3 separate regions of the Mus musculus genome follow, and regions 2 and 3 are each linked to region 1. Evidence: chromatin loops called from intact Hi-C (ENCODE). Cell type or tissue: gastrocnemius. All regions are shown on one strand. Each heading gives the region's core, and the rest is flanking DNA. Links, peaks and the distances in the headings are about the cores only. Region 1 overlaps Gm32822 (a long non-coding RNA gene). Region 2 overlaps Kdm4b (lysine (K)-specific demethylase 4B). Region 3 overlaps Ptprs (protein tyrosine phosphatase, receptor type, S).

Evidence for each region. A loop is a pair of places that touch in the nucleus more often than their neighbours do. Peaks named below come from ENCODE experiments on the same cell type or tissue, not always from the same donor. Only the 100,000 strongest peaks of a DNase experiment are listed, where the experiment ranks them.
Region 2: it touches region 1 in a loop (6-fold over the local background); 22 of 42 quality-filtered maps call a loop at or near these places.
Region 3: a loop joins it to region 1, with 6 times the contacts of the local background. A loop is called at or near these places in 15 of 42 quality-filtered maps.

What each region holds. Positions count from the first base shown.
Region 1 is chr17:56,473,055-56,483,616 of GRCm38, forward strand. It overlaps Gm32822 (a long non-coding RNA gene), which reads left to right. Exons shown (of 4, transcript XR_385656.4): 1 at 1-2,298; 2 at 3,162-5,277; 3 at 8,175-8,263; 4 at 8,349-9,146. Ptprs (protein tyrosine phosphatase, receptor type, S) reads right to left here and starts at 3,426. Exons shown (of 33, transcript NM_011218.2): 1 at 3,286-3,426. It overlaps Gm9258 (a long non-coding RNA gene), which reads right to left and starts at 3,219. Exons shown (of 1, transcript XR_105855.2): 1 at 2,294-3,219. In gastrocnemius, for the core only: a CTCF peak has its summit at 6,574 (motif pointing left); a DNase peak (open chromatin) is centred at 6,550; H3K4me3 peaks cover 128 bases; H3K27ac peaks cover 398 bases.
Region 2 is chr17:56,352,255-56,362,816 of GRCm38, forward strand. Kdm4b (lysine (K)-specific demethylase 4B) reads left to right here. Exons shown (of 23, transcript NM_172132.3): 3 at 722-897; 4 at 1,271-1,385; 5 at 3,609-3,802. Among named protein-coding and RNA genes, the nearest start is that of Gm32715, 31 kb to the right of the region's middle. In gastrocnemius, for the core only: a CTCF peak has its summit at 5,487 (motif pointing right); DNase peaks (open chromatin) are centred at 5,495 and 7,242.
Region 3 is chr17:56,420,133-56,430,694 of GRCm38, forward strand. Ptprs (protein tyrosine phosphatase, receptor type, S) reads right to left here. Exons shown (of 33, transcript NM_011218.2): 11 at 8,720-9,025; 12 at 7,807-8,000; 13 at 6,255-6,372; 14 at 5,195-5,794; 15 at 4,748-4,845; 16 at 3,893-4,146; 17 at 3,362-3,455; 18 at 3,051-3,266; 19 at 1,997-2,154; 20 at 1,701-1,712; 21 at 1,108-1,220. Among named protein-coding and RNA genes, the nearest start is that of Mir6977, 6.5 kb to the left of the region's middle. In gastrocnemius, for the core only: no CTCF peak of the experiment used is centred there; DNase peaks (open chromatin) are centred at 5,070 and 5,615; H3K4me3 peaks cover 1,750 bases; H3K27ac peaks cover 2,085 bases.

The DNA.
Region 1 (10,562 bases), core at 3,622-8,621:
TGCGCCGCAGCTCCGCCAGGCGGAGTGGAGGGGGCGGGGCAGGGCAGAAGGAAGAAGAAAAGACTAAATTAAAGCGGAGTCGCCTGTCGCCTGAACGCATGGAAGATGACACGACACCTCGGGGCGTCAGAGACAAGGCGCTATTTTTTTTTTTATATGTAAGAAAAACAGGGAAGCCACACATGGCCCCGGAGATCAAGATGGGGCGACCCTGACATCACTGTCGTGCTGTGCGACCTCAGACAAAATTGCCCTCTCTGGTCACTCTTCGCAAACCCCAGCTCCTAATCCCAAAGGTCAAAGAGCCCCCTGCGCCTCACACGCAGGTCCCCCAATTCGTGGTCCTCGCTCCCCGGCTGCTCTATTCTCCCCCCAGCAGCCCCTTCTTCCCCGCCCCGCAGCCCTGGCTCCCCCAGTAGTCCTGCCCCTCCCCCCAGCCCCGCTGTCCCGATTTCAGGGGAGACTCTGCCCCTGTTGGTGCGTCCGGGGTCTTCGTTGAGGACCCTCCGGTGGATCTTGATCGTAGTGTGGCTGTCCACCAAGTGCAGCCTCCCCCACGACCCCCAGCACCGGCCACAGAGGACAGAGGAAGGGCGGCCTCCTCCTCACGAGGCTTCTAGTTTCTGGGACGTCAGGTGCAAGGGAGAGGAAGTGGCGGGGACCTTTCCTCATCCAAACGCTGGACCAGAGAGGACTAGAGATGAGCTCTGGGATGCACAGCAGACGGAGAACAGTCCTATCTTAGGCACATATCTCTCCCTCACGAGGGTCCTCGGTTGAGGGACACCCCAAAAAGGAAACCACAACCACGCAACATTCTACTATCCCAACCAGATTCCAAGACTCTCCCCTCCGGCTAAGTCACAAGCAGACGAGTGGGGCTCAGGACGACAGACAGGGCTCAGCGCTGCTAGGTGTCCCCCGACCCGGCGGGTTTATAAATATCTATCTTTATTTTTAGGCTTTTCCTCTGGCTCGCCCCCACCCCGAACTTTCTCGATGCTCCCTCCTTTCCCCCACGCGGCGGCTGAGACACAGGGAACAGGTGAGCGCGGGGCCAGCGCGACAGGGCCACGCGGCAGGTGGGGACATCAGCGAAGCCACAGGTCCGCGGACACCGAGAGACACACAGAGTCAACGCAGCAGGGGAAACTGAGTCACCAAGAGGCACTTGGCCGCCTTTGAGTCCACGAGGGACACGAGGACACCCCGACTTCCTGGGGTAGAGACAAGGGCCCCAGAGGCTCTGAGACTAATCCAGTGTGCGGAGGGTCACGGCCACACTGCAGCGTGGGGACCGTGGATGTGGGGTCCCCTTCTGTGAACCTGCCACACACCAAGAGCCCCCAATCCCATGGGACCCGCGGACAGACCTCAGCCTTCCTGGCCACACCCGGTCGGCATCGCTGTCCCCTGCGGGCGCCGCCCCAAGACTGGCACCTGGCCACAGCCCCCCAATCCTCCGGGGACACGGATGTCACCCTCCAGGGCGCGATACCGGCCGCAGAGCTCGCCTGGAAGCCCGGGCTCCCGCGACGGTTCGTTCGCCCTGAGCCCAATTAGGAGGATGCTCAGGGCAATCTCAGTGGCGGGTGGCTGGTTTCCCCCGGGGGACTGGGGGTGGGAGAGCCATCCCCAAGAAGAAATGCAATGTCATGGTGAGGGTGTGTCCCCCCCATACTCCTTGGGGCCCCACAAGGGACAGGACGGGAGTTTGTGGGTCTCTGGAGACCCAGGCGCGATGGGCAGGGAGACGGACCGGAGGCCAGGCACAGACATTATCTGGGACCTAAGTGTCCCCCCACTGTTCCGAGCTGGGGACTCTGAGGTTGGTCGGGGCGGGAAGCCGCCCCCAGCTCCAGCTGCCCGCCTGCAGCCGCCAAGAAATCAGCTGGCAGAAGGCAGGAGCAGGGACAGAAGGCAGCTGGAGATTGACAGGGGGAGGGACACAAAGAAAGGAGAAAAGACCGGGCAGGGGGGAGGGGAGTCTATGCAAATGGCAGCTCCCACTACCCGGCCTTTAATGAAGGAAGGAGTCGCAGCTGGCAAGAGAGGCCAGAGCCCGAGTAGGAGGGTCCCAGGCTAGCCCAGACAAAGCAGACGGCCGTTATCTGCACCATAGAGACAGCAGCACCCCCCGGGGGGTACAGAAGCCAGGACCCAGGATCCAGGTGCAGAAAGATGGGTGAACAGGATGTGTCCACCAATCTAACACCCTCGGGATCCCTCTTGCTCTGTAGAAGACTCTTTGGATCCCCGAGTGCCCATCCAGGCTTGGGACACCTCAGAGGTCTCCATGTGAGCACCAAGGACGGTTTATTGGGGGAGGGACATCCTTGCTCAGGTTGGAAAGTGAGCGTAAGGGAACCCCTGCCAGGCCAGGAGACACCCGGGGAAGTGACCGTTAGGAGGTTCTACTGGAGGGAGAGACGAGGTGAGGGGTGACCGGGAAGATGGGCGCTCACACCTGCTGCAGGTTTTCGGGGGCATATGGAGGCAGATTTGAGAGCAGGGAAAAGGGGTAACGCACAGGGATTTGGGGGGTGTGGCAATCAAAAGGATCCTCGCTCATAGTGGTGCTGGGGTTTGGGGGTGAAGAGGCTCCACGATGAGCAGAGAACTTGGCCCTGACCCAGCTCGCATTGCAACGGGGGTACCTGCTCTCGGACCCCATTTCCTTCTGCGCCCCAGTCCCCGCCCCCGGTGACGTCACCACCCTCAGCCAGTCGGGGGGCTCTTGGGGTGTACCGGGGGCCTTAGGGCCGCAGGCTGGCTCCCCGGGGTTCCCCACAGGCCCCCGCATCGCGAGGATGAGGGTGGATGAGCAGTCCCAATCCCAAAGCTGGGGGAGGTCGGGGGTTGGGGGCGCCCGGACCGCAGAAGGGTGGAACCGAAGCCCCAGGTGATCTGAGGCGCCTGGCCCGGTCTGCAGCTCCAGACGCTGACACCGCGCACCGCACACCGCGTCCCCGCCCGGCTGGTGCAGTCGGTGACCCTGGGTACGGGCCAAGTCGCCCGCGCGCGTCCTCATCCCTCCTGGACCCTGTCTCTACCGGTTCCCGTTTCTGTGGGTCTCTGTCCCTCCGGGTCCACAACCCTCGCGGTCCCCATTTCTCCAGCTCCATCCCTCCAGGTCCTCCACATCCCTCTCCTTCTTGCAGAATCCGATTACGGCTGCAGCCCGGACCCCCTTCGGAGCACAAAGGCGGAGAAGCTTGGAAGCACAAAGCCGGCGCCGCCCACCCCGCCCCCTGTGTCCCCCGTGCGCCCCGTGCACCCCGGTACCTGCGGGCTCCGCATGCTGCTCCCGGCACCGGGTCGGCCCGGGCTCCGGCGGCTCCGCGTGTGCGCGCGGCCCGAGCTGCCTGGCGGGCGGGGCAAAACCCCACTGCGGCTCGCGCGCCCCCAGCCGGTGACGTCACCCCTTCCGCCGCCGCGGCCCTGGGGCCTGGCCGTGTACAGTACTGCGCCTGCGCGCAGATGCCTGCCCAGTGAGGAGGCGCTGCTGGGTCACGTGCTTCAGGAGCCTGTAGAAGGCCCGGGGAGCACGTGGGACGTGGGACACGTGGCCCGGCCTGTCTCCTCTGGATTCCTTTTAAACTCAAGTTCTGTTGTAGCCCATGCTGGCCTCAAGTTACACTGAGGATGACCTGAGCCTCCTGCCTGTCTCCCCACTCTGCTTTCTTTGGCCAAAATATCCTTTCCCTAAAATCTTTCCCATCAAGCCCGCCTTGCTGGCTGAAGAGGCTGAAGCAGGAGGACGTCGTTTTTGAACAGCCTGGGATAACAATGAATTCGAGACCAGCTTGGGAAAAGGAGGATGAGCTGGGCATTAAAAAAAATTTTTTAAAAGTGGGGGTGGGGCTCAAAATGGCTCGGCAAATAGAGGTGTTTGCAGCCCAAGCCAGAGAACCTGACTTCAATCCCCAAAGTCCCATAGTGGAAGGAGGAATCTGACTCCTATGGCGCTGACCTCCACATGTATGCACACACCCATGTCCACTGAGTTACTAGACATGCCAAACAGATGAAATGCAGCAAAAGACTGAAAAACACCTTAAAGAAAAGAGTAGTCACAGGCATGGGGTGCGAAACTTTTAGACAGCAGCAGGAGAATTGCTGCAAGTGTGAGTCGAGTGTGGACTGCACCTGAGACCCTGCCTCAAATAACGAAACGATTTTGTTTTACAGTCTGGGTTTTTTTCCCCTCTGGAATTCATTCATTCCGGCCCAGAGCTGGAGACATGAGCAAGAGCCTGGAGCCGAAGAGTCCGGGCGGAAGGACTGGGTCATAAACGGGGAAGAGTGCCATGAATAATTGACAAGGAGCCTAAATTAAGAACAGGGCTTCCCAGAGCCTGCACCGCGGCCAGTTTAGCAGAGACGGCTTTGTCCTCTTGCCTGACTGGGGTGACCCTGATTGACGTACGTGGTGCTAGTCGAGATTGGAGCACGTAGAAGGTGCCGGAGGTTTGCATAGTGTTCAGGGGCCCTTAGTGTAGTTTCTCTCATGCACAGCAGGTACTTGAAGTTTGGGTACTCTGTGGAGATGTCCACATCCTTGCATAGTCCCTGCAGGTGTATGGCACTGTTGGCTGCACACAGTGTGTACTCATATATTATGGAGCTGGGTGCTGGCAGGACTGGCCATGCCAGAGCAGACTGGCCATCCATCAGGGAGGGAACCAGGCCTTGCCTTGTTTGTCCGAACTGAGTAACCGCTTCTGCCCCCTGGGTCCTCGTGAGCAGCGAAGGGGAACATGTAAACCGCGGGTCTGAGAGTCTGGAAGCTTCCAGTGGCCATTCATCCCCTCTCAGATCCCCGCTGTGTTAAATGCCATTTACACAGAAGTAACAAAACAGAACAATCGGCCTGCAGCTGACAGAGCATAGACAGGCAACAATATATCAACCCAAAGCCGGTTATGTGTTCAGCCACTTAGGGCGGCCATCGCTACCTCTGCTTCAGTCACAGCAGACTCCTGCTCCTCCTTTGCCCCTACTCCTCCCACACAGGTTCCGGCCTGCCCCAGGGCCCTGGTACATGCTGGTCCTCAGCCTAGTGAGATGTTCCTTTCGCTGCTCAGAGACGACCATTCCCAGAACCACTTCCTGGCAGACTGTTCCCAATATTGTGCTGAAGAGGTATTCTCACAGTCAGAAATGCTATGACCCTCCGTTTGCTTCTCATGACGCAGGCTCCTTGCTCGGGTTGTGCCTCGATGTCCTGTCTCTGTGTGGCAACAGCTGATGACTTAGGGCTGTAGGAAGAGTGAGGTGAGTCATCCTACCAATCACCGCAATTGGTGGAGCCTAGAATTCCCCAAGAGAGGCTTGGGGGCGTGGCTCAGGCCGCAAGGTCGGGGTCACCGCTTAACTTTGCACAATGATTTCAGCATATTCTAACTGTTGTTGCACCCAGCCCCCTAAGGGGAGGTACTGAGCAGTGACCATATTTGAGCAGACCAGCAGAACCGGTCTTCTCTGAGGGGGCTGTGTTGGATCCAGGGCGGGACCCAGTGGGCTCTAAACTTCTGGTTTTTCTGCCCAGCCTGGCACACACACGGAGGGCAGTATGACTCATTGTTGGGTGAAAAGTTCGCTCTGGAACATTCCTTCCCTCCTGAGTCTGTGGGGCTCGAGGGGCTCTCCCCAGATGCCCACGCTCTTCTTGGCAACTTCCAGTACCTGGTTATTATTTCCTGTTTTTCTCTTCTCTCTCTCTCTCTCTCTCTCTCTCTCTCTCTCTCTCTCTCTCCTTTCTTTCTTTCTTTCTTTCTTTCTTTCTTTCTTTCTTTCTTTCTTTCAATTCCAGTGGAGTGCCCAGTGTTCACAAAAGGCTTCTTCTAGCCGATTAGGGATTCTGTGATTGGAGCTCATGCCGCCAGGAGGCAGAGACATGGGAATGAGGGGCTTAAGATCAACCTCGACTGTAGAATGAACTTAAGGTCAGCCTGAGGTAAAGAATTTTTTTTCCTCAATATAAACATACCAGAGTGGCTCGAGTGCCATCATAGGACAGAAACTCCAGCCCATGTCTACAATCACAATTCAAAGCCTTTGCTGTCATGGGTGACTGGTACAGGATGGGAAGGCCACAGTCTGTGATTCAAGGGTGCCCAGAAAGTGCAGCCCCAACACCCCTGTCACAGCAGGAGAAACTGAGGCTGCCAGACAAGAGGCATTGTGGGGCTCTGGGATATGTTTAGGATTTGTTTGTTTGATTGTTTGCAACAGAGTTACACTAAGCAAGGTTGACCTCAAATTTTCCACCTTCTTGTCTCATTTTCCTGAATGCTGAAATGACTGGTGTGCACCATCATACAAGCTCTGGGCTAAGCTTGCTCTCCATTGACAAACGCCTGTGTTGTTAGAAAAGGCCTGGGACGGGACAGAACCCAAGCAGGAGGAGCCCAGAAACCTTTGTGGCTGCAGCAGTTCCCGGGAGGAGGGAGCAGGAGGGGTGGGGCAGAGTGGGCTGCAGGAAGGGCTTGTGCTGTGGAGGAACGTGGGAGTTATGGAGGGCAATATGGAGAAAGCGGACCCTGTGTTCACTGCTGCCCTCTGGTGGTAGCTACAGTAGCTGGCACGTGAATGAGCTGCCTGCAACCCCAAAGCTGGACTCAATGATTACAGACAGTCTCTGTTCCACCCCACAACCCCCTATTCCTGGCACACTGTCCTCCAAGGATCTAGCTATGGTTGGTGTTCTGTGCAACAAAACAGGCACAGGGAGGTTAAAGACCAGTCTGGTGTCACATGGCATAGGCGGGAGTGGAAACCCAGTTTCTGTATGCTGGATAGAGTTTAGGGAAGCCTGGACGAGATGGGGGCTTGGTCTTGAGATGGGGTCCTCTTTGCCCTGGCATGAAAGGTTCCTGAGAAGAAGCAAGTGGAGTCCCCGAGCTCCTAGACTGACTGGACTTGCATGCTCCTGCTCCCGGGGCCCGAAGTCTTGCTCCTGGTGCATAGGGGCCGTGACAGGTTTGGGCCCCTCGAAGCCTTACACAGTTTTAATTCTTATTTCTCTGAAAGAAGGACCCTGGAGCCCCGCACACAGTTTTCTCACCCATTGTCCTCTGGCTATTCTTCCTGTGCTTCACTGTGACCCTACTCACCCATGTCCCCAGGTCAGCCTAGGGCTAATCTTAGATACCTCCCCTTGTTGGGACATAAAGACCCGATGTGGGACAAACATGTGGTTCCTGGAACAGAATGTTCAAAGGCCCTGGGGCTGAAGAACATAGGTCTCCAGAAAGCAGAGTTGAAGGGCCCTCTGTGGGAAGGAGGGAGTGAGACACACCCTTGTGCCCTCCATTGTTAGATTGTCATCGACTTGATCAGCTGAGGGGGCAGCAAGGGCTTCTCCAGTCAGCACATGTCATCTGCTCAGCACCCTCAGATTCAAACTTGGGAGTCAAGTGACAGTGGAAAAGCAAAAGGGAAAATTATTTTTAAATCCTCACTTCTCAGGAGGAGAAAGGGACACGCCATTCCAACTTGGTGGGGGTTGGGGAGTGCCCGGGTATAAAGATGGACACTTCCTGTCCTCAAAGCTGCCTACACTGGGTCCTCCACACTGGTGGGAGTTCAAGGCTCCATGCCAGCGCTGGATAGAGGCTCTGCAGGCCACAGGCTACCCTTTCCTCAAAGGTCACATCAAGGTCATGCTTGGTCCATATAGGTTCCTCCCTGAATCCTGCATTTTAGTTTTGTTGTTTCTTTGGGGGTGGGGGAGGCATCACTCCATATGTAGCTTACAAAGAAAGTTCTGAAAGACTCAGGGACAAGCTGATATATCTGAGACCATGTCTCATTAAAAAATAAATATGCTGGGGTGGGGGGTGGGGTGGGGGGTGCTGACACAAGCCTTTAATCCCAGTACTCAGGAGGCAGAGGCAATTGGATCTCTGAGTTCAAGGCTATCCTGGTCTACAGAGTTCCAGGACACCAGGGCTATACACACACACAACAGAGCAAAGCAAAGCAAAACAAAACAAAACCAACAAAAATATTATGAGCATCAGTCTCAGAGCTGCAGGAAAAGAAATTTTAGAGTCTACTAGTGCTGTCTGCTTATTGGGTCCTGGAAAGAGCTCGGTTGTTGATTAGTGATGTCTGCCATGAATCAACTAGAACATAGGGGTCTGTGTGTTACTATGTGTGCTCCCCAGGGTCAAGAGGCAGTTTCTGTTCATAGAAACCACTTTGCCACCTCCAAGGAGAGCATTAAAAGAGTTGTTGGCTGTCCTTGTCTGTACAGGTAAGTGTGGAGCTTCCTGGGACCCTATGATTGCTGGTTAAGTTGCTTCCTGTCTCTGACCCTTGTTTTTTTTCTTCTAAGAAAGGACTGAGAAGCCTTGCCAGTCTGGGGTTATTGGTGGTTTGCTGTGCCTGCTCCAGGCTCCTGTGTAGAGCTCAAATCAATTCATTTGCAGCTCCAGCCCCAGGGCTGAGGCCAACTCTGCTCTGGAGATCTCAGATCCCCTCAGCCACATCACACAGCTGCGTTCTGCCCTCCTCTCCCCACGTCCACACTTGGTGACAGCCTGTGAGAGATGGAGGTGGAGGGGTCCTGGGCGGCTGTCCACACACCTGCCCTCCACTCACTGCCCCTTGCCTGGATGGCCCCTGCCTGTGCCTGGTCACACTCCAGTGGTTGGCCCTGTGTCCCACCGCAGCGTTTATGTCTGCAGGTGGCTGAGACAGCACTGCCTGCTTCAGCACTTGGCAGAGACCTGCGTGAGGCAGAGGGAGAAGGGACATTTCTCAGTTTGGGCATTGAGTGGTCTTGTCTTGAGCCTCTGTAGCCTAGACTGGCCTTGAACTCATAGCAGTCCTCCTGCCTCAGTTTCCCAAATTGCCTGCATAACAGGCAACTGCAGCCATACCCAGCTGCAGCTCTGTGGACGATTTCTTGTGGTATTGTCCAAAAAAGGCAGGAGAAAGAAAAAAATGCAGCCAAACTGGTGGAACCCGGTAAAACAACACAGTGACTGGAATGGATACTGCATAGCTGTGACCGCAGCACTCAAGAGACAGGGGCAGGTGGATCTCCACAAGTTCAAGGCTGACCAAGTCTGCATAGCGAACTCTTCTCAGCCACGACTTCACACTGACACCTGTCTCAATAAAATTAAAAAAAAGAGGTGTGTATTAATATGTGAATGTGAGCTGGGCATGGTGGCACACATCATTAATCTAAGCACTAGGGAGGAGGAGGCAGGCAGATCTCTGAGTTTAAGACCAGCCTGGTCTACAAAGTGAGTTCTAGGACAGCCAGGGCGACAAAGAAAGAACCTGCCTCAAAAAAATCAAAAGAACAACAAAAATATGTGATTGTGTAGAAGGGCACAGGGTGACACAGTAGCAGCAGAACATGATAGGATCAGCCATGTACCCTGAAGCTCAGGGGCAAAGGACTGTGGCAGTGGCCCCTGGGACAGGGCACTGGGCCTATAACACCATGTAGGTTCTTTTGAATTCACAACAGCAGAGAAGTGTGATTAAAATCCCATTTATGATTTGGATCTGCTGTGTGACTTTTTGAGAGTCACTCTATCTGTGTCTCACCACTGCCCTCATCTACAAAGCAGGATGGCAAGTGGCTGGGAAGACTGCCTGATCTTCTTCTTTGACCCTGCCCATCCAGAAGACCTCAAAAACTCCATTCTTTGGGCTGAGCCAGGTTTTCAGCTCCTGGCACCAGCCACAATCTCCTCAATGGTGATCTCACCCCTTCCTCCCTCTCCTCCCTCCCCTTTCTCCAGGGAACAGCCTTAGAGCAGATGACGCAACCTGGGGAAACTGAGTCCCTCAGGTCAGGGGTACTCCCACCACACCTGGCTTGGGAGAGGGGAGGGAGGGATTGAGGGAGGCACACACCCTTCAGGCACTGTGTGCTCAGGGGAGGGGGAGGGGAAGTGTCTCCTTTTTCCTAATTAGCCTCTCAGAGGAACCTGTTGCCCAACAGAGGAAGAAGTCCTAGGCAGGGCAGAGGTGGCCTAGCTTCTAGATCAAGACTGTCAAAGCAAGACTTAGAATTTTCTTTTTAAATCTTCCTGGAGATCATAAGAAAACAATTTCAGTGGAATCTTTAGGACCTGACCCAGTGTCTCACTTCGAGACCCTGGGTACATCAGCCCAAAGGCTTCGGTGTCACAGGTAGAGGGCAGACAGACTGACCAATGTCACCGCACAATGATCTGTCCACAGAGGTGTGAGATTCAATCACATAACGCATCCTAATATGCCACGGTGAATCTCAGAAGGAATGCCTGGAACCCCACTATCCAGAGAGGGAAATTGAAGCAAGAAAGGTCTGGTTACAATGGTGTTGGGACTGGAGGGGGCTGAATATTGGATTCTGTACCTGTAAGACAGCAACTAATGTCATTACCTTGGGAGTCTACAAGTGGAGGGATAGGGATAGGGAGAGCCAGTGACAAGGAAAGCAGCAGGGGAAAACTGTGCAGGACACCTGGTTGGGGGGACCACAGCTGACACTTCAGGGGCAAGGGAGGTGACAGAGAGACAGAAATGGGGAAACAGCCAGGGTGTAA
Region 2 (10,562 bases), core at 2,661-7,660, 120 kb before region 1:
TTCTACTGTTTTGCCTGCCTGTCTGAATGGAGCTGTCATACTAAGTTGTGGCTCAGGTTCCCTGTAACCTTGTGGACCTATGTTAATCCATGGGAGAGAATGCTGGGGAGGCTGACTTCATCTGAGCCCTAGGCACACACAGCACAGCATGAGCACACACCTCTTCCTACCTTCTGAGGGCAGATGGACAGACACCACAAGCATCTGTGGCCCGTGCTCTGCCGTATGAGCCGAGCCGTGTATGAGCCAAGGGCATAGGCTCATCAGCCTTGACTGGTGTGTGTACGTACGTGCGTGCGTGCGTGCGTGCGTGTGTGTATGTGTGTTCGCGCTATGGTGTATTTGTGTGTGTGTATGCGTGCATGTCTATAAGAATGTGAATGTGTGGGTGGCTATCTGTGTAAGAATGTGTATATGTATGTGTATGGTGTGTCTGTGTAAGAATATGTGTGTGAGTATAAGAATCTGAGTCTGTGTGTTTATGTGTGGGTATCTGTAAGAATGTGAGCATGTATGTGTGTGTGTATGTGTGAGTGTGAGTGTGTGTGTGTGTGTGTGCCTGCTGCAGTGGGACCCAACTGCCCCTTGTTTGTCACAGCTGTCTTGTCATGGTTGTGTGGTGCCTGTACTGCAGCACTAGCCTGGAGCACTTAAATAATTGGGGACCTGGGATCCCCTACCCTTGGGAGCTCTATCACCTACACCGTTCTTGGCCCCGCAGATCATTCCACCCAAGGAGTGGAAGCCACGGCAGACGTATGATGACATCGACGATGTGGTCATCCCAGCGCCTATTCAGCAGGTGGTGACGGGCCAGTCGGGGCTTTTCACACAGTACAACATCCAGAAGAAGGCCATGACTGTGGGGGAGTACCGCCGCCTAGCCAATAGTGAAAAGTATGTGGGTGAGAGCAGTCTCTCTGCTGCTCAGGCTTCTCACTTTCCAGAGGCCCAGCTTGACCCTTACCTTGTCCCTGTCTCTGTCCCTAGGGGGCTTCCCTCATCCCAGTATGTGGCCTGAAGGTGGCCCTTCAGGGGAGGTCCCCCCATGCTTCCTGGAAACCTCTTCCTGCTTCCGTGCATCTTGTGGCTTACAGTCACAGCATGCACAGACACATGGTCCCCATGCTCTCAGCTCCAGCTGCCCCTGGTTTCCAAAGCTCTATGCCCCTCCTTGTACATCTAGCCTTGTTTCTGGAGTTGGGTTCTGAGGCTCCTAGAGGGTATTATACTGCCCAGAACCTAACCCGAACCACTGCACTGTTTACAGGTACTGTACCCCACGCCATCAGGACTTCGATGACTTGGAGCGCAAGTACTGGAAGAACCTGACCTTTGTCTCACCCATCTATGGAGCTGACATCAGTGGCTCCCTGTACGACGATGTAAGTGCCCAAAAGTGCCTGCTATACCTGGCCACCATGTGGACTCATGGGGATGGGAGGAAAGTGGCTATACCTTTCTTCTCAGGGCCACCCCAACTCCGGTGGCTCCCACTTCTGTGTTCCCTATTCACTACTTGGCAGGGCTGTGCTGTCTTCTGGCCCAGGGTGGCATGCTGCATAGGAGGCCACAGCCTGAACCATCTCTGTGGTGGTGGTGCCCGCTGAGGTGTGGAGCTGGGAGCCCACGGCTGGGAGCTGTAACAGAGCTGAGTCTGCTCTGGCACTTCACTGTATGCTGTTGCAAGGTTCTCTTGGTCGACTGTGTGTGTGTGTGTGTGTGTGTGTGTGTGTGTGTGTGTGTGTGCATGCACACACACATGTGCACATAGGAGACCAGCAGATAATCTCATCTGTGTTTCTCAGATCCAAGCCCTGTCTACTTTGGGTTTCTTGCAGTGGGGACAGGGTCTCATTGTGTAGGCAAGCTTGCCTCAACCTCAAGAAGGTCTGCCTACCTCCAGGCTCTACCCTGAGTACTTGGGTTACTTGGCCTACTGTCATTTTATTGTTGGGTTTTTAAAATGTATTAACTTGCTTTTTTTGTTTTGTTTTTGTTTTTGTTTTTCGAGACATGGTTTCTCTGTATAGCCCTGGCTGTCCTGGAACTCACTCTGTAGACTAGGCTGGCCTCAAACTCAGAAATTCACCTGCCTCTGCCTCCCAAATGCTGGGATTAAAGGCTTGTGCCACCACGCCCAGCTGCTTTTTTTATTCTGTGTGTAAGAGTGTTTTGCCTGTATGCATGTATGTTGAGTTCCCCGGAGCTGGAGTACTTCTGGTATGAGCCTCCATGTGGGTTCTAGGAACTAAACTTCTGGGAGAGCAGCCAGACTCTTAAGTCTCTTAAGTGTTGAGCTGTCTCCCCAGTCATTTGACCTACCTTGTTGGCTGGGAGCATCTCACTGAACCTAGACATCACTCATTAGGCTAGACTAGCTGGCCAGCAAGCTGAGAGGCCTTCCCCTGTTTGCCCAGGGCTGGGATTATGGGTGTGTAACGTCACAGCCACTTTCTGCATGGGTACTGGGGCCTCCCACTGAGCCCTGTCCCTGGTGGTTTTTGTGTTTTTATAAGTTGTGTGTGGTGTGAGTGTTCCTGGCTCTTTTTGTGTGTAGGCACATGTGTCTGGCCTCTCTGTGTCTCTGAACTGGGGTCACCAGGCTGGTGTCAGGGACCTTCATGGTGAGTCCTCTCAGTAGCTGTGATTGTTTCTATGGGCAGCTTGGCCATATACGGATGACAAGCCACATGGCACAGCAGTTAGACACATAGGGTTCAGTGGACTCTACTGTACTCACAGAGCTGCTCAGCCATGCCTATCACACCAGAAAACAGACCTAGCTCCACAAACAGTTACAGTGGAGGGACCACACAGCATGACCCCATCTGTCAGGCAATAGATGTGTGGGCTGAGGCCTGCTTGGGCTCCTGTGGGCCTTGTCTAGGTCCATGTGGATGAGGGTTGTGTTTCTCTGAGGTCTGCATCAAAGGTGGACCTGCTGGTCTGGTCTGCTTTCCAGCTGCTGGCCAGTACATAATGACCTGTTGCTATCACACTGTTGTAACCTCAGTAGCCTCTGTCCTCCTTATGGAACTGGGCATCACCAGGATCACCCTGCTGAGACCCCAGCATGTACTCTGGTGGCTCTCTTAGGGGCAGTCTTAGGTGCAGGCACCTGAGGCTCCCACTGTGCCTTAGCTCCAGCTCGCAGCACTTGACAGGAGCTTAGGGCAAGGTGGGGGCTCCATCCGTATTTGCCTGCATCCATCTGAAGCTGTCCAGGCTTGTCTGATGCAAGGTTCTGGAAGGGCTGTCATTTGAGCTTGGGTTCACATGCTTGTGAAGGGATTACTCCACATGGAGACTGTCCTTCAGTGTTACTTAGAGGTATGGACGTCACTGCCAAGTTGTAGTTGTCCCTTGACATGTGCTGGCTTGTGGACAGTTATGTGTAACCGCTGTTCCAAGAAGGGTGGGGTGGCGAAGAGTGTGGAGCCTAAGCAGCCCTAATGTGACCTTAGGCCCCTTGACCTGTCTGAAGGGCCCGTGATGCTGACATACCCCAGTCATCCTTTTGTACCTTGGGTGACTATGCAGCCAGGGTACAGGCAGGTACACATGTCCTGGAAGGACTCTGATGACTGCACACTCATTGTCCATAGGACGTGGCGCAGTGGAACATCGGCAATCTGAGGACCATCCTAGACATGGTGGAGCGCGAATGCGGGACCATCATTGAGGGCGTGAATACACCCTACTTGTACTTTGGCATGTGGAAGACCACGTTTGCCTGGCACACAGAGGACATGGACCTCTACAGCATCAACTACCTGCACTTCGGCGAGCCTAAGTCCTGGTGAGTGCCAGGATGTGAGCCATGGGAAGACCTGATGGTTGCTGAGGGGCCACTGGGGAATTTCCAGTTCCCTCTTTGACTTGGGGAGGTACACTGACCCAGGACTGATGTTCACAGGATGTACCCCTGTCATCCTGGGCAGTGGATGGGGGCTCTGGTCTTGCCTGAGCCTCAGCCAGGCCAATGGATGTGTGTCACCTGCCAGCCACAGTACAGGGACTGGTTTCTGTGAGACCTGGAGGCTGAGTGAGGTGCCAGCAGAATCGTTCCCTTCAAGTGCTTTGTGTCTGGGGCCCTTGTGTGGCTCTTGGTCTCCCTGGAGCACAAGGTGACAGCTCAGGTCTTCTTTCAAACATTGGAAACTAGGGAGATCTGCTGCCCCTTAGTTGTACCCTGTAATCACACAGTGTGGTCCTTCTGCCCCCATTGTCCAGCACCTCCTTGAGGCTCCAGGTGTGACAGGGCCACCTGCTGGGAGTTCTTGTTGTACAGTGGAGTCCATGCTCAGCCCTAGGCAGCTCTCCTTCCCTGGAAGACACAGCTCTGTTGATATGAATGCCTTTGATGGCCTAGCTGGATGGGAAAATGTACCCCCAAACCCGTTTCCCTTTTTGACATTCTCATGTCTTGTCGGTCCCAGAACTGTTTCCTTGCAGTTACAGAGGTGAGAAATTCCGTTAGTGTTGTGTCTGCTTTCTGGTTCCCAGAGCCGTAGGGAGCTATGCACTGCGCTGTCCCAGGGTCAGAGGTCCTGCATTCCTTGGCCCTGGGCACCCTTTCTCCTCCTTCAGTCCTGGCCACGAGTCGTCTCCCAGGCTGCCTCTGACTGTGTTGCCTCTGTCTGAGGGTTTTGTGGTGACGCTGGTCATCCAGGACAGCCCCCATACGCTCAGTTCCCTGTGCATGGGGAGGTGAACTCTGTTGGTTCTGGGAGGTCAGGGATGTGTGGGCAGCACTCTGTCGGCCCTGGCTCTTAGCTGCTTTTCCTGTTGTAACAAAATCCTGACAAGAGGAGAAAGGGTTTGCCTGACTCTACTGTCATAAAGGGGAGGAGCTGAATCGGTCACATGACAGGAAGGGGATTCGATGGATGCTGTTGCAGCTCCCTCTCCTCATTTGTGGTCCAGGATCCCAACCCAAGGGATGGTGCAGTCTTCTGTCCTCAGGTAGCACAGTCGAGATAAGCTCACAGGTGATCCTGCAGGCCTGTCTCCTGTGCTTCTCTTCTTTCTCTTCTACAGTTAACCCTGCTTGGACCATGCTCATTGTGGGCCCCTCTGGGGTGGTTGAGCTACACACTTACACCGAATTCTAACTCCCAATATCCCTGTCTGTGTCCTCAACCCCCAGTGTGGCCCCCTAGCCTCTGGTGACATCGTCCTCTGTGTAGACCTGTCCAGCCATGTGACTCCTCCCATGGTGCTCTGCTCCCACCTCTGTGGAGGGCAGCTATGGTAGCTGACACTTGGGGCTCAGGGATCCCATGAGAAGTGATGTGGCAGTGGCAAGGACCTGTTCCTCGTGATTTACGCAGGGCCAGTGACACCCACAGATCTAAACCAAATCAATGGCTACTCCTGCTGCAAGTCACTATATGTGTGCAGCTGTTGCCTGCCTAAGCAGGTGTGGTTGAGTGTATTTGTGTGTGAGAATATAAGCAGGATGTCCCACTCCTGGTGACCACTAGATGGCACTCCCACCTTTCTGAGTGAGGCAACTGTTCCCACTGGCTTCCTGGCTGCAGTTAGCAGGCTCCTTGACTGTGCCTTTCTCCAGGTAGGAAGCCTGTTGTATTTTATACAAAAAGGAGAGCCAGGATGTGTTTTGTAGAGCACAGTAGAGGTGGGAGGGGTGCCTCTGGGCCCATACTGAAACATCTCTTCTTTCTAAAGTACCAGCCATATAGGTAGAGTGAGGAATAGGGGTTATTTAGGGCATAGGAAGGGAATTTGAGAAGGGAGTAGAGTCAGAGAAAGACAGAGAAGAGAGAGGGGAGGAAGGAAGGGAGGGAGAAAGAGAGAGAGAAGAAGAGGAGGAAGAAGAAGAAGAGGAAGAGGAGGAAGAGGAGAAAGAAGAAGAAGAGGAGAAAGAAGAAGAGGAGAAAGAAGAAGAAGAGGAGGAAGAGGAGAAAGAGGAGAGAGAGGAGAGGGAGAGAAGAAGAGAAGAGGTTGGCCAGGAACACGGGGAGAGAGAAAGAAAGGGGTCAGGGAGAAAAGATAGTCAGAGAGATCAAGAAGAGACCACACAACCCCTTTTATAGGAAGCCAGGCTACTTGGCTGTTGCCAGGTGACTGTTGGGCAAAGCCTAGAAGGAATGCTAACAGAGCCTATGACAGTTCCTAGTATGGGCACCACCAAAGTCCAGCGTGGTGCCATGAGTTTTATTGGGGTCACTGACAGGCATATGCATGAGGGGTCACCTACTGGAGCAGAAATGACTCACAGACAGCTGCATCACCAAGGCCTGAGTGACAGCTCAGAAAGCTGAGAACCTGATGCTCACCGCACAGCCTGCAGGGAGGATGTCAGGATGCAGACTGTCCTTTCCAGTGCCTCAGTTGGTCTGAGCATCTTCCAGGCAGACTGGTTTCCTGAGCTCAGCTTTATTAGTGCTCACTCTGACAGGGAGGGGCCAAGTGAAGCTGGTTGGTTTCAGGGACTTCCTGAAGCTGTTTTTAGTTGCTTACCTTCCTGTTTAAAATGCATCTCTGCAAAATGGAATGCTTTACTCTCAGAGGGAACTGTTGCAACCCCTCCTCCATCAGATCCTCTAGTCCAGTCTATGTTTTGTGTTCTGGTTCAGCACCATACTGGGTTTTGGATACATGAGGATATCTGCAGGTTGCAGTATTTTCTGAAGGTTCTCTGCATCTGTTGCAGCTTTGACTGGTGTGATTTGAGGGTCAAGGAATCTGAAGGTGGGGGTGTGTGCTGCCCTGGGCAGGTTCTGTCTAGTCTTCCAGAAGCTGCCCCTGCAGGTGGCACTTGAAGGAGCGGTGGGCTCTCATGCTCTCTATAGAAAGCTGTTCTTGCACTGGGGTCTCTGGAGGAGTGGGCACACTGTACAGCTGTTATAAGGCTTCCAAGGACAGTGCCTTGTATGGGAAATGAGGAGGCCTGTATTTGAAGGTCTCCCAGTCGTGCTTCCCCCTCCACCCTGTGTAATCTGCTATGACCACTATGGTTAGTCAGACCCTTTAGCCTAGCCTAGGGAAGGTAGCCTACATCAATTGCCCTCTAAGACCCCAAAGGACGGCTGGATCTGCTGGAGAGCTGCCCTGGCTTGGATCTCTATCAGCTGGTATGGCACTGGCTTCTGAGTGCCTTGCAGCCCCCATACTGAGGGAGCAAAGATGGTTCTTGTGCCCTACCCTAACTCTCTGCACCTGTGAGGGTGGTTCCTTCCAGTTGTCAGCTGAGCTGCCAGATCCCTCTGATGATGAAGCCAGCAGGAGGCAGCGCAGCTTGGAGTGGTTGTCTCTTATCTGGCTCACATTGCTGGTCCCTCCCTTGTCCTGCCTCTACTGTGTGGTAGACACCTGGGAGGTGGATGCTTTCCATGTGCCAAGTATTCCCTGCAGTGCTTTGGAAAGGCAGATGCCCCACAATGTCTGAGTTGAACTGATGTGTGCAAGTCTGTGAGCTGCTGCTGTCCCTGCTCTGACCTGAAGCCAGTGACTGTGATGGTCTCTTGGTGTGGGGACATCACCACTGGGGGGGTGGGAGTGGGGATGGGGGACTTCTTCATGGTCCCTGCACTGCCACTCTGTCCTCTCTAGAGCACCTGGCCATGGTGCTTGTCCTCAGTTGTCCTTGGGGTTTATGAGATTGCAGAGCTCTCTATAGAAGGAACCTCCTCCAAGGGTGACATTTGTCCCAGGTAGCTGCCCTGTGCTGTAGAGCCTAACAACAGGCTCTGTGGCTGTGTTGCTAATGCACCAAGTATGGCTGTGGCAGGATCTTTCTCTACCCAGTCCACATCTCAATGATGGCCTTGGCCTCTGTCCCAAGGATGCAATCACTCCATGTCCCCTGACCTATGTTGTCTCCGACATTGCAAGCATGTGAAGTCAGTCCACAGGCTACTGTGTGTTCCCTCCCTCAGGACTAGAAGCCAGGAGACCCCAAATGTAAGGTGATTGAGAGCCAGCCAGGGGCATTCTCCAGCTGGACTCAAAGCTCTGTCCTGTGGGGCTTGGCTCTCCAGCCATCGCAACCACTTGGTCCAGACACACAGAAGCTAGCAAGGGACAATTGTGTTATTCCTGGCCCAGTACCCCTTGCTGCCTTGTCATTGGGCCCTTGGCCTCACTCTGGCCACAGCTGCTCTGTCACCCTAATGCCATGGTTCTGGCCTTCCGCTTGTTGAGACTGCTGTACATCTCAGCCACCACTGCAGCCAGATAAGTAACTGAGGCTTGTGACGTGCCTGAGCTTGAACTGGGGCATTGGGCCCCTGGCATGCAAGATGAGCCCTGTGTCATTAGCCACCACGATGCTCTGATGATGACGGGCAATTTCAGGGAATCTGGTGCACACGGCAGGGTGCAGCTCTGAGTCACAGCCTGTGCCCATTAGCTCGATGAGCCGTCCTGCTTTGTCCTTTCCACAACCAGGCCTGCCGAAGACTTGGCTGTGGCAGGCCCTGCCTCGCAGCTGTGTTCCCAGGATCTGAGGGTCAGAGCAGCCAGCACACCATTTGCATGTTGGGGCTCATACAGGGTCCCACTTGACTCTCCCCTGCCTTTCTGTCTTCACTTAAAGAGTTTGCTTCTGGGCTGCAGAGCTCTGTAAGCAATGCTGAGCAGGAAGCCTTCTGTATTCTTTGCCTGAATCAGGGCTGTTAGCCTGCAGCAGTTTGTGAGGAGCCCCTCCCCACCCCACAGACTTGGGGAATTGGAGCTGAGTTGGGCTCTTGAGCCAAACGGTGAGCTGGGGTGGTGGCCCGTAGCTCTTTCTCTTTGGTTTTTATATGGCCTACTTTTTTTGGTTGGGGATTCCTCTCCCTTCCACCACCCTTTTCCTCCCCCTCTCTGTCTCCTTTCTTCTCTCCTTTCTTCCTCTCTCCTCTGTCTTCCTCTCCCTGCCCCCTCCCCTCCCTTTTTGTCTTCCTCTTCCTCTCTCTGTCTACTTCTTTTACTTTCTGTCTTCTTCCTCCTCTTTGTCCTCTTCCTCCTTGTCTCTGTCCTCTTCCTCCCTCTTCCTGTTCCTCCCTCTTTTACCTGATAGTGCAGGTGGATCTGTCTATGGTGAGCCAGCACTGCAGCTTTCCCAGGAGTGGACCATGCGCTATGCAGAGTTTTCAGTGTCTTACACAGTCCTCCTAGCTCCTCTGGGCAGCCTGTTATCTGACTTCCCACTTTCCTTCTTGCTCGCTGGCCTTGGTGATGTGGAGTATAGTGTCTGTGGTCCCTCCATCACAGACTGGCCATGCTAATGCTGACCTTGACTGTGTGGCTCAGGTCGTCTCCTGGGTATTCTCTCCCAGCAGGGCATTCTTTAATGTCTGCCACACTGTACTTTGAGGTGAAATAAACTCTAAAATTAAATGTTTTAATTCTCAGAGAAGTCAAGAGAGGAAGAAGCAGGGTGGCCCTGTGCTAGGCCGACAGTTGGACCCAACACTGTCTCTTTTTCAGGGTGCCTGGTTCCTTTCCTTCTTCCTGGAGAGGAATCACAGATGGAGCGTGGGCTCTGTGGTATCTGTGTGCCTGGGGCTCTGTGGCTCAGAAGTGGAGTGTATGAACCCTTTGGGCTCTCTAGGCAGCCTACAGTAGCCCCTTGCCTTCAGGCTGTGTGGGAACACCCTTGCTTTCTGCAGCCCTGACCTTGGAGGGGCCATCTCCTGATGAGGCCAGACTCACCCCAATGAGTTTTTAATAATGACTTATTTTTATTTTATGTGCATTGGTGTTTTGCCTGCATATGTGTCTGTCCAATCCCTGGAACTGGAGTGAGCTGTCATATGGGTGCTGGGAATTGAATCTAGGTACTTTGGAAGATTAGCCAGTGCTCTTAACTACTGGGCCATCTCTTTATCCCTGAGCCACTGAATTCTTTGCAGGCTCCCGGTAGGCCATGGAACCCCCTCTTTCTTACTGTGGAACGAAGGATGGGGGCCTAGGTGTGTGTTCATGTGTACTCTCCATGTGTGCGGTGAACTGCTGTGCTCTGCAGGAGCCCTTGAAGTCCCATTGCCCTCTCTGCACACAGTGCTGCTGTCCTGGCTTGAGGACTTGAGCTACCCCATTTGTCTTTGAACTCCATACACTCCATGTCCCTGGGCTGCGTGGCCTGGGAAAGGCCATTGCTGAACTTTGTATAAACGGTTCAGTCTTCTCTCCAACCATATGTAAAAGCTTGATTGGCATACTTCCTGTTGGGAATTCACCTTTGCAGGCTGTCTCAGGCTCAGTCACCTGCTGGTGACTTTTGGGATGTCCACATATAGGTCACACCTCTTTCAGGTGGACAGACCTCAGAGAGACCTGGGTGACCACAGGCCTGCTGTCCATGCTGCCTACCATGCAGGCCACAGTGTATAGCACATAGGTCCTGGAAGTGTCTCCTGTCTCCACCCATATTCTCTTTGTTCTGAGCAGCCCCCCTCCTTGTTCTCAGAGGACCTGCCCCTAATTCTTTGTTTTTAAGTTTGAACACAGTGATTGGGCAGAATCCTGAGCCTGGCTTAGGAGACCACTGACACAGGGTTACTGCATCAGACTGTGAGTCCAGGCTGATGGCTGTGTACAGGACTCCT
Region 3 (10,562 bases), core at 2,269-7,268, 54 kb before region 1:
ATGTGTGCTGGCACATGGGTGCTGTGTGCATGTGTGATGGCACATGGGTGCTGTATGCATGTGTGAGTGATGGCAAATGGGTACTGTGTGCATGTGTGCTGGCACATGGGTGCTGTGTGCATGTGTGAATGATGGCACATGGGTGCTGTGTGCATGTTTGAGTGATGGCACATGGATGCTGTGTGCATGTGTGATGCCCTCTCCCCAACTGTCCCCAGTTTCCATGTGTCCTGACTCTTGCAGCTGAAGGTGGCTGGGGTCTCTCACACTCATGTTGATACATCAGACCTGACCCTGAGCCTCAGGTCCCGCCAGCTGCTCTGAGCTCCCCAGAGACCCTTCAACTCCTGATGGTCTACAGCACTCCTTCATGGTTGCCTGTCATCCAGCAGGGTGTGGCCACAGCCATCCAGAGCCACACTGCAGGCCGGTGGCCCACCGTCTTGGAGGAGAGTGACAGCCACACAAACAGGTGGAAGAATCAGAGGGCTGTGAAGCGCAGCCCTCTGAGAGGGAGCAGCTGGCACTCAAAGACAAGCTGACGAACCAGCTTGAGCAGGACACAAGTCAGGGCTTGTGAGGCTGCCGTTCTCAGGACAGCACCAGGAGTTAAACCCACAGGTTACAGAGCCCCCATGGGGTGAAAATCTGGCTGACCAGAGATGAAGGAGAGGGAAAACTATGTGGAACCCACAGGGCATGGCCTTCAGTTACGTATGAAGCCTGCTACGTGGAAGGAAGCAGCTGAAGCCCATGGAGGGGATGGGGAGTTTGGGGAGCCTTCCTCTTGAAGACACAATGAGCCCTGATGAGCTGATGGGTGGAGACTAGGCACAGACACATTCCAAGGCCAGTGTGCAAACACAAACCAGGATGACCCTCAACTCCACCCCAAGGGCACTGGGTGAGGGATGGAGGACACGGGGTAGGGGGTGTGATATGAACCCCCCTGCCTTTCTGCCTGATTCATTTTGTTTTTGACTTTTTAAGTTCTCGGAGAAGGTGGCAGTCACATGACCTGCTGCTTTGGTGATCAGAGCCTGGCTCATTTAGGGGGTGCTTCTGGCCCCACCCCAGCTGCTTCTGGCCCCCACAGTCAGCTCATACCTGGTGTCTGGAAGTTGATGCGTCGCATTTCCACAGGGTCCTTGGGGTGATGGGGGGCAAGGTCGGCATTGTTCAGTAAGCATTTGGTGCGGGGCTCTGAGTCCTTGCGTTTGCTTCAAGGACAGAGAGGGAAGGGACAGAAAGCCAATGTTTTAGCATATGCCCCAAAGTGTGTGTGCACACACTCAGGGACACATGGCCCAGGACCTACAAACACGAGGTAGGGAATGGGCCATTTACACACTGAACCCTAATTTTATGGAGCCTCAATCCTACAAAGACCCTTGGATCCTAGACTAGCATCAACCTCAGATTGGGTTCTCGGCCTTAGCTGAGCCCCAAATCCAGATGAATCATTCGTCCTATAGACTAAACTTCAGTCCTAGACTGGACTACAATCCAGGACAAGCCCTTATCCCAGATTAAGCTCCAAGCTGACTGAGCCTCAATCTCACCTAAATTCCAATCCTATACTGAGCCTTGATCCCAGGCCCTTGTATAAACACGTATGCCACCTGGAGAACTGAAGTAGCCACGTCCCATGAGCCCAGCTCCAACCACCCGTCATCCTCCTGCCTCAAGCCAGTCCTCACCTGTCAGGTTTGCTGTCCCCAGACCGGATGCAGGTGAGAGGAGAAAAAGAGAATGCCAAGTGAGACTGTGCAGGTCAGACCGAGCCCCTTCTGTGATGTCAGTGGCTTCCCAATCTTGCCGACTCCCAGTTTCTGTCATTTGGTGCTTTCCCTCTATGCCTGGACCCCGTTCCAAGGAGGTCACTTCAGTTTTCTCTGGCACAGGTGTGACGGTCCCTCACTTAAGCAGCTACACCCTTATGGTCAAGCACAGTCCCCTAGCTCAGTGTCCTCCTCCCGCCCTTGGGCTCACTCACTTCTTGTACAGCAGGATGGCAATCACGATGCAGATGATGAAGACCACGGCCAGCACAGGCCCAATCACCCAGATGAGGCCCTCCTCGCCGTCCACAATGGGCTGAGGGTCCGGGTTGTCCAGCTGGAAGGGGTCTGAGAAGGGACTGGCTGCAAATGTCTGCAGGACAGAGGCAGCGGAGGGGCTGTCATCAGTGCTGGCCACATCCGGACCCCCAACTGGCCTAACGCCCTCTAGCTGTCTATGCCCGCTGCCGGGGCCGCTCCCAGGCTTCTCTCCTGGGGCACATGGGGGATGGGAAACCTTTTCTGTTGAGCTCCTGCTGATCCTTCTCAGCCCCAGCTAAGGTGGTGTTTTCCTCTAAAGGATGAACCCTAGGGACCCTCACCCCAACCCCGTGTCCAGTCAGTCTCTTTGTCCAGGCCTAGCCTTCTGTGAGCTCACAACGTCTATGCTTGGCTTTGGGGATCGATTTGGGTCAACCTCACAGAGAGGTCCACATATCCATAGAGCAAGCCACCAGGTGACCTCTGTACCTCCATTTCTATCCTGTCTCCAGGCTGGTGGGGAAGCTAGGATGTAGGTGGAAGCTAGGATGTAGGCGGAAGCTAGGATGTAGGCGGAAGCTAGGATGTAGGCGGACGCTAGGATGTAGGCGGAAGCTAGGATGTAGGCGGAAGCTAGGATGTAGGCGGAAGCTAGGATGTAGGCGGAAGCTAGGATGTAGGCGGAAGCTAGGATGTAGGCGGAAGCTAGGATGTAGGCGGACGCTAGGATGTAGGCGGAAGCTAGGATGTAGGCGGAAGCTAGGATGTAGGCGGAAGCTAGGATGTAGGCGGAAGCTAGGATGTAGGCGGAAGCTAGGATGTAGGCGGAAGCTAGGATGTAGGCGGAAGCTAGGATGTAGGCGGAAGCTAGGATGTAGGCGGAAGCTAGGATGTAGGCGGACGCTAGGATGTAGGTGGAAGCTAGGATGTAGGCGGACGCTAGGATGTAGGTGGAAGCTAGGATGTAGGTGGAAGCTAGGATGTAGGCAGACGCTGCCGAGGACTTACAGGCTCATTCTTCTGCAACACAGCAAGCACAAAGAGGACATAGCGGTGGCCTGGCTCCAAGCCCCTGTTGTCAAAGCCACCATATTGCTTCTGGTTCCCAGGATGGAAGACAGCTGGCAGGATGGAGAATCGAGCGGCGATGTAGGGCCGAGGCACCTCCAGCTGTCTGGAGTGGCGCAGGCTGCGCCTCTGCAGCCGGGAGATGTCCTGGATGAGCTGCAGAAAGAGTGTCACAGGCCTCAGCGCTCCTAGGGGAGACGGGCGTCACAGCCTGGCTGTGTGCAGGCCCCATGGAGACGGGGTGGCCTTACCTCCTCCAGATCCATGTCCTCTGGACTACCTAGTAGGACAGGGAACTGGCCACCTCGAGACTTCCGAAGTGGGACCATCACAATGAAGTAGTTCCTGTGGGTAGAGTTTCAGTGACACCCGTGTCCCAATCCCAACCCCTTGCAGTAACACGCCTCTACGTCCCAGTTCTTAGCTATCTGCCTTCTGCCTACTTCATGGCGTGCCAGATCTCAGTGTCCTGTGCATCCCTCAAAGCCCACGTGATCTTACGCCCTTTCCCCGCCTCCCAGGAAGCCCCTTGAGGTCCTCACTGCAGACTCCTAGCTAGGCCTCCCCGCTAGCCTGAAGCACAGACCAGAATCTTTTCGGGGGCTAAAGGTCGCCCAGTGAAGGGTCAGGCTTTATGGGGACAGTCGCATGAGGCAGGTTCACGTGACCCTTATCTCAGTAAGTGTGCAAATGGGGTCACAGAAGGGATGTGTGGCTCGATGCAGTCACATAGTGGGTTGACAGCTACAGGGACAGGTATGGGGGGAGGGGGGTTAGCATACTGCACGGTCACAGGACTCTGGCCATCAGGCAGGTAGACCACGATGAAACCGTCATTGTCGGGCTTCGGGGCGACGCTAGGCTTGCCACTGAGCATGTTAAAGGCGGTCCTGGCAGTGACCGTCTGCTGCAGGCCCCCCAGGCTGCTGCCACGGTTGGTGAGCACGAAATTATAGAAGGTGTGTGGCTTGAGGTGTGTGATCAGCTTCTTGGTCGTGCGGCCGTCCACATCCAGGGTGAGCCCATTGTACTGAATCTGTAGGCAGAGCTGGCTCAGCAAGAAATGGGCCGGGGCCTAGCAACCCCAGCAGAGCTGCAACCTCAGGCTGCCTGTCCTGGACCAATCCTGACTGAGCCTCACTTCTGGATGAACCATCTGACTGAACCTAAACCCAAACTTAGCTCCTGAGTTCTAATTCAGTACAGAGCTGACTGAGCTCCAGTCCAAAAATAACCTTCAGGTCCAACTAAGCCTTGATCCCTGATTGACCTTCAAACATGGCAAAGCCCTGGAGTTAGGCTCAGGAACAACTGACTGTTCGAGGAGGTCCCTTAACTCTAGCTTCTGACCAAGACTGAACAACATACTAAATCCTGGCTTTGGCCAGAACCCCAGCTCTGAGTGCCAGTCCTGACTAGGCTTCAACTTGACTGAGCCTTGATCCCAGGTTCAGTAGCAACCCTGACAGACCCTGATCCAGCTGTGATTAATCGTAGACTGCGCCTCAATCTCAGACTAAACTGTGAAATCTAAGTATCATCGAATCCTGATCTGGGGTGGCCTTGACTGTGCCCAATCTCCCTCAGGCTCCCAGATTTTACCTCCCGCCCCGCCCCTTCCTCCACTGTTGTAGTACCTTGTAGGGTGTGGGTGAGTTATAGTTGTCGGGGAACTCCCAGCTCAGCAGCACTGAAGTCTTCATGATCATCTTCACCTTGAAGTTCTTTGGGGAGACTGAGGGCGGCGGCAAGCAGGGAGAGAGAGAAAGATGGCCCAGTAAGAACCGGGCGCTGGCTAAGGGGCGCGTGGGGCGGCCCCTGTTGTCCCTGTGGTCCGCTGTGCCCTCGGCCTTCCTGCCTGGCCCGGCCCTGCCTGCCCTGTCCCCAGTGCCTGCTGCTGCTGCTGCAGAGACGGCGCGGCTGCGGAGAAAAGCGGGAGGGGCGTAGCAATGGGCGTGGCCTCCAAGCCGCATCCCACCTGTGCCTGCCGACCGACCGACTGGAGCCTCGGGCGCCTGGGCTGAGTCTGGAGGCCGAGACTTACCTGTGGGGAGGGGCGGGCCGGGGCCCGGGGCGGCGCCTACCTGGGTCCCGCGCGAGCCTGTAGCGCAGCGGGGGTGAGAAGGGGCCCGGGCCGCGACGCGTGTGTGCGCGCACGCGTAACTCGTAGGCCGTCTCCGGCCGCAGCCCTCGCAGCGTGAGCGCTGTCTCGGCCCCCGGCTGGGCGGCCGCCGCCAGCTCCGTCTCGGTCGCGGGCCCAGGGGCGCCGGCCTCCCGCACGGACACCGTGTACTTGATGATGGCGCCGTTGCGCTCGGCGGGCACGGGTGGCAGCCAGCGCAGTAGCACGGAGCCCGCGGACACGTTGCCCGCGGCGCCCAAGATCTGCGGGAAGCCGCGCGGAGCGTCCTCGGGGATGCTCAGCGCTGCCGCGGCCTCCTCGCCCAACCCCGCGCGGCCCCGCGCTGCCAGCCGGAACACATAGGTGGCGCCCTTGTGTGCAGGCGCCGCGAACCGCCGCTCCCACGCAGCCAGCTCCAACGTGGCCGGGGCCGCGTCTTCGCGCCCAAACTGCAGGCGGTAGCCAAGCACCGGGTCCTCGGCCGCGTCCGCGGGGGGCTCCCAGCGCGCCAGCAGGCTGCCCTCGGGGGTCTGCTGCACCGACAGGGTGGGGCGGCCCAGCACTGTGGAGGGAGAAACAGCTGCCCTGCCACGTTTCTCCAAACCCCAAAGGCAGCCCCTCACTGAGGGATTTCTGCGCAGGGACCCACCCTTGACCACACTCCCAGTCCTTAAGGTCTAGTTTTTAAAGGTACATTTTAGGAAGGACTTCCTTTAAGCAAAGACTTGGATTCCCTGTGAGGCACATGGACCTATTTTGGGCTACCTTTAAGCTTGACTCCCACTTTGCAGCTGAGAGGAGACAGCCAAATGAGTATAGTGTCTGGTGAGAGGGAGTGACTTGGGCAGAGATGGATATCAGGGCCAGCAGTGCCTGGCCTCTGGAACCTCTGAAAAGGGCCCATGTCTTTCCTGTTTTGGGTCCACCTGGCTGGTGCGTCTTAAAACCACTCTGGCTTGAGAATCATGGGAAATGCTCTTGGCCTTGTGGAGCCAGAGGCTGTGCAGTGGATAGGTATCTACCTGCTCCCTTGGTCACCACCACCTTCGGTTTGCTGCGAGCGCCATCGCCTTTCATGGTATACGCGGCTACTGTGATAGAGTAAGCAGTCTCAGGCTGGAGGTTCGTTATCACCATTTCCTGTGGGTGGGATGGGTGGGCACGGTCAGCAATGGTGCCAGCCCTGCTCACCTTCTCCCCTAAGAAAGTCACAAGAGATGATGCCTCCAGTCCACAGGCAACATGCTGGTGAGCTCATGCACAGGCTGCAACATGCAGTGTCCACACTCCTGTCAGAAACACACAAGCTGGGCACACAGCCACCACCAGGTCCCCTGCTCCTATACCCAGGGCAATAGCCATCAGAGAGCATCCCGATCAGAATCATTCCTCCAAGGCGCCCACCTTCTCTGGAGTCAGGTCAATTCTCTATAGTCCACCAGACCCTGCTCATCTGCTGCCCCGCTCTCCTTCCTCCCTCTCTGCTTCTCAAAGGCACTGCACTCCAGCTACAGGGGGGTCCTGGGTGTTTCTCTAACATCCCAGGCCCCATCCTACCCCAGGGCTTGGCTTCCCCCTGAACCCACTGGATTATCAGAGCTGCCCACAACCAACTTGAGAAATTCAACAGTTAACCCTATCTGGAATCTGAAAGCCAGTTATGAAACAGCCATCTAATGTTAAGATGCAAGCTGCAAACTTAAAATGGAATAACTCTGAGAAGAGAGGCAGGATGGAGAGGTGCGGGCCACGACTCAAGCCAGCCCTGAAATTCTAAGGTGAAGATTGGGGTGTCAGGCTAATCCTGTCTCCGATCAAATCCCGAAGCAATAAGCCTCTGCCTTCCTACTGTGCTGACCACCCCATGCTTGGTGCTTGCCCCTATACAGGTAATAGTGTGACTCCATGTTGGGGCACAGTTTGTTTACACTGTACCCCAGGCAGCAGATGTTCAAGCACACTAGGTCCTGATGCCCACCTGGGTGGCTCTGGTCAACACACACAACACACACACGCACGCACGCACGCACGCACGCACGCGCGCGCGCGCTCGTGCCTGGCAGTACAGAAATTCTCAGGAACACAGGAGTGGAGGGAGGAGACAGAAACAGGCAGGAAAGAAAGAGGGTCTCCCTTTGGGGCATGAAACCCCTGTAGGGCACAGGCCAGGTTAGTGGCAACTCTGGACCTTGTACAGAGCCTCTGTGTCTCCTGTCAAACGGACTCAGAGCAGCAGAGAGACAGGCAGTGTCTTGCTTGAGGACACAGTGCAAATTCACCCTGCTCTAGAGCCACCTCTGACAGCTGTCCTTCCCGACCCTAGGTCCATCAGAAGCTATGGAGGGCACGCAAGGACACAGGTGGGGAGACCACAGGCATGCAGAATGCACAGAGAGGACAGCAGAATGGCCTGGAAAACTACTTACATATTCGGCAGTGTCGTCCATCTCCCACTGAGCGGGAGGCGGTGGAGGGAGAGAGAGGAGGGAAGTGAGAGGGGAGCCAGCAGCGGAGTGGGGAGCAGAGAGGAGACAGTGCCCAGGCACCCCTGCCACCCCAGCCGTGCCTGCCCACCTGGGCATCCGCCAGCATGATGTCCTTGATGCGCGGTGGCCCGCGGGCCTCGGCACCCTCCATGCGCACATAGTGGACCTGGTAGCCGCGGATCTGCCCGTGCTGCCGGCCGGGCGTGGGCGAGCGCCACAGCACTCGGATGGCTGTGGCGTTGAGCGCCTCCGCCTCCACCTTCCGCGGGGGCGCGCTGGGCACTGGCGGGCAGGAGGGGGGCAGCGGGGCTGTTACCAGGGCGCCAGGCCCTGCCCCTGGCCAGGGTGTTGGATAGCTGCTGGCCTGGGAAAGGCATGGCCCTCCTCTACCCCCTATGTTCCCAGGACCTGCTGCAGCACCACATAATGACCACCACGGTCCCCAGAGCCCGTGGCCCTTCTCCATGGCCCCATCTGAACTGATACACATCCCTGCAATCTACAGATGGGGAAACTAAGGCTTGGAAAATGGAATCCGTGACCCCAAAGCTGGGACTGCACTAGGCAGTCAGGTAGGAGTTCCCCAAACGCCATCATCTCCTGGTCTAGTAGGCCAGCAGAACAACTGCTCAGATTTCATCAGGTCCAAACCCTCCCTCTACCTGCACTGACACTAACAGCACTTCTTCTTCCCATGGTGCTTGGCTCCCAGCCCTGGCCTGTAGCTCACACTAGCTCTTCACTGGAGGCTATCTGGCCTCTAACAGGCCGCTGTGGGTGTATGTTGGTGGAGGTGGCCGCCTGCCTCCAGGCAGGATGGTGCAGGGCCCCAGAGCACCTAAGACTCAGGAGGCCACCTACAGGCATACCCTGGGAGGAGGGCACCCAACTTCGAGGCCAGCTTGCACTGGCTTCCTGGCTCCCGCTGACCCCAGTCCCGTCCCAGAGCTGGAGCTGCCAGGGGCCGGCGCAGCCCGGGTATGGCTTGGGCTGGTGCTTACCGTCCTCATCGGTGCGGACGACCACGGGCGAGCTCTCGGGCCCTGGTCCCACCTCTGTGTAAGCCACGGCGGTGACACGGTACTCCGTCCATTTCTCCAAAGCTTCCAGAAGGATCTGAGTGGTGGTCGGGGGTATGTTGTTCACCTCCTTGGGGTCCGGGTCCTCTGAGCCCAGCGGTCGGTAGCGGACGCTGTAGCCCACGAGGGCCCCGTTGTGAGTTTCTGGCGGTGGCGGGCGCCAACTTACCAATATGGCCGTGGAGCGCAAGCTGGTGCACTTAACGTCTTGAGGGGGGGCTGACGGTTCTATTGGGGAGAGCGTGGGGGCGGGGAGGTGGGATGGGCGGGGAAGGCAGGGACAGAAGATGGGAAAGAGAAAATAAAAAGATGATAACAAAACAGAACGAACCAAAGAGAAGTCGAACCCAAAAGAAGTGGGTGTCAATCAAAGGTGAGATGGGCGGGTGGGCGGGTCCGGGAGGGCTGGCCAAGAACTGCTGAGCTTGCTGTGGGATAGTGACTGCCATGTGCATAGTCTACAGCATAGGGCAGTTGCTGTGACTCAGGCACTGGAACAAGTGGTGGTGGTGGTGAACACTCTCACCACTGGGCTCCACTATGTGCCTGAGTATGTCATCAGATACCTACTGTGTGTTAAGAATGTGATACAGGCTTCATGGAATACAGAAAGCAACTACTGAGTACCTCCTTTGTGTCTGGCAGGACCCACACTGCATCTATGTGCCCAGCACCACAAGGCAACCATGCTAAAGCACCTGCTCATTGCTAGAACACTTGTCATGACCTTCAGAAAATGGCAGGAGAGAAGCCTGTGTCTTGCATACCTACTATGGGCCAGGCACACGCCAGGAACTACATACGTTAATATACAAAGAGATGCACTTAACTGTGCATGTGCTATGTGCCAGGCACCATGACAAGGACTGAAAATTAAGCTCCAGAAACTGAGTAGTTACTATGTGCCAAGCACCCCCAAGGGCTCCAAAGAATGGGAGCAAAATCACCTACCACCTTCGTACCTACTACGTTCTGGTTACCATGCCAAGCAGGGAGAACGAGAGAAGCCATACATACAGGTACATACTATGTGCAAGCTACTTGACAAAGGCTTCATAGAATAAAGCTAGAGACGTGCTGTTGAAGGCCTACCATGTGATGGATATTTGCAAAGAGGATTAGCAGTCAGGAAACAAGTCTTACTATGTACAAGGTATCTCAGCCAACAGCATTAAACATCTAACTAATATGAGACCTTGCATGAAGATTTCCCAGTAATTTAGGGTAAAAAATTATAGTGATTAAATATGCTTAGGGTTCATCTGTTTACTGAATAGTTGAGCCACAGGGAACCCTGAGGCTGTCTCAACAACCAACTCCAGACACCACTATGCTCTTGGCCTTACTGTGTGTGTGTGAGCATGCCAGATGTTTTTTTTTTTTTTTTTTTTTTTTTTTTTTTTTTTTTTTTTTTTTTTTAAAGATTTATTTATTTATTATATGTAAGTACTGTCTTCAGACACCAGAAGAGGGAGTCAGATCTCATTACAGATGGTTGTGAGCCACCATGTGGTTGCTGGGATTTGAACTCTGGACCTTCGGAAGAGCAGTCGGGTGCTCTTACCCACTGAGCCATCTCGCCAGCCCCGCCAGATGTTTTGTTATTTTGTCTTTTTTTTTTTTTTCAGAGCTGAGGACCAAATTCAGGGCTTTGCACTTGCTAGGCAAGCCCTCTACCACTGAGCCAACTCCGCATGCCAGGTGTTTTTAAAAGTAAAAATTGAGGCGATAATTCATCAGACATCTACTGTAGCAAAACCAGACT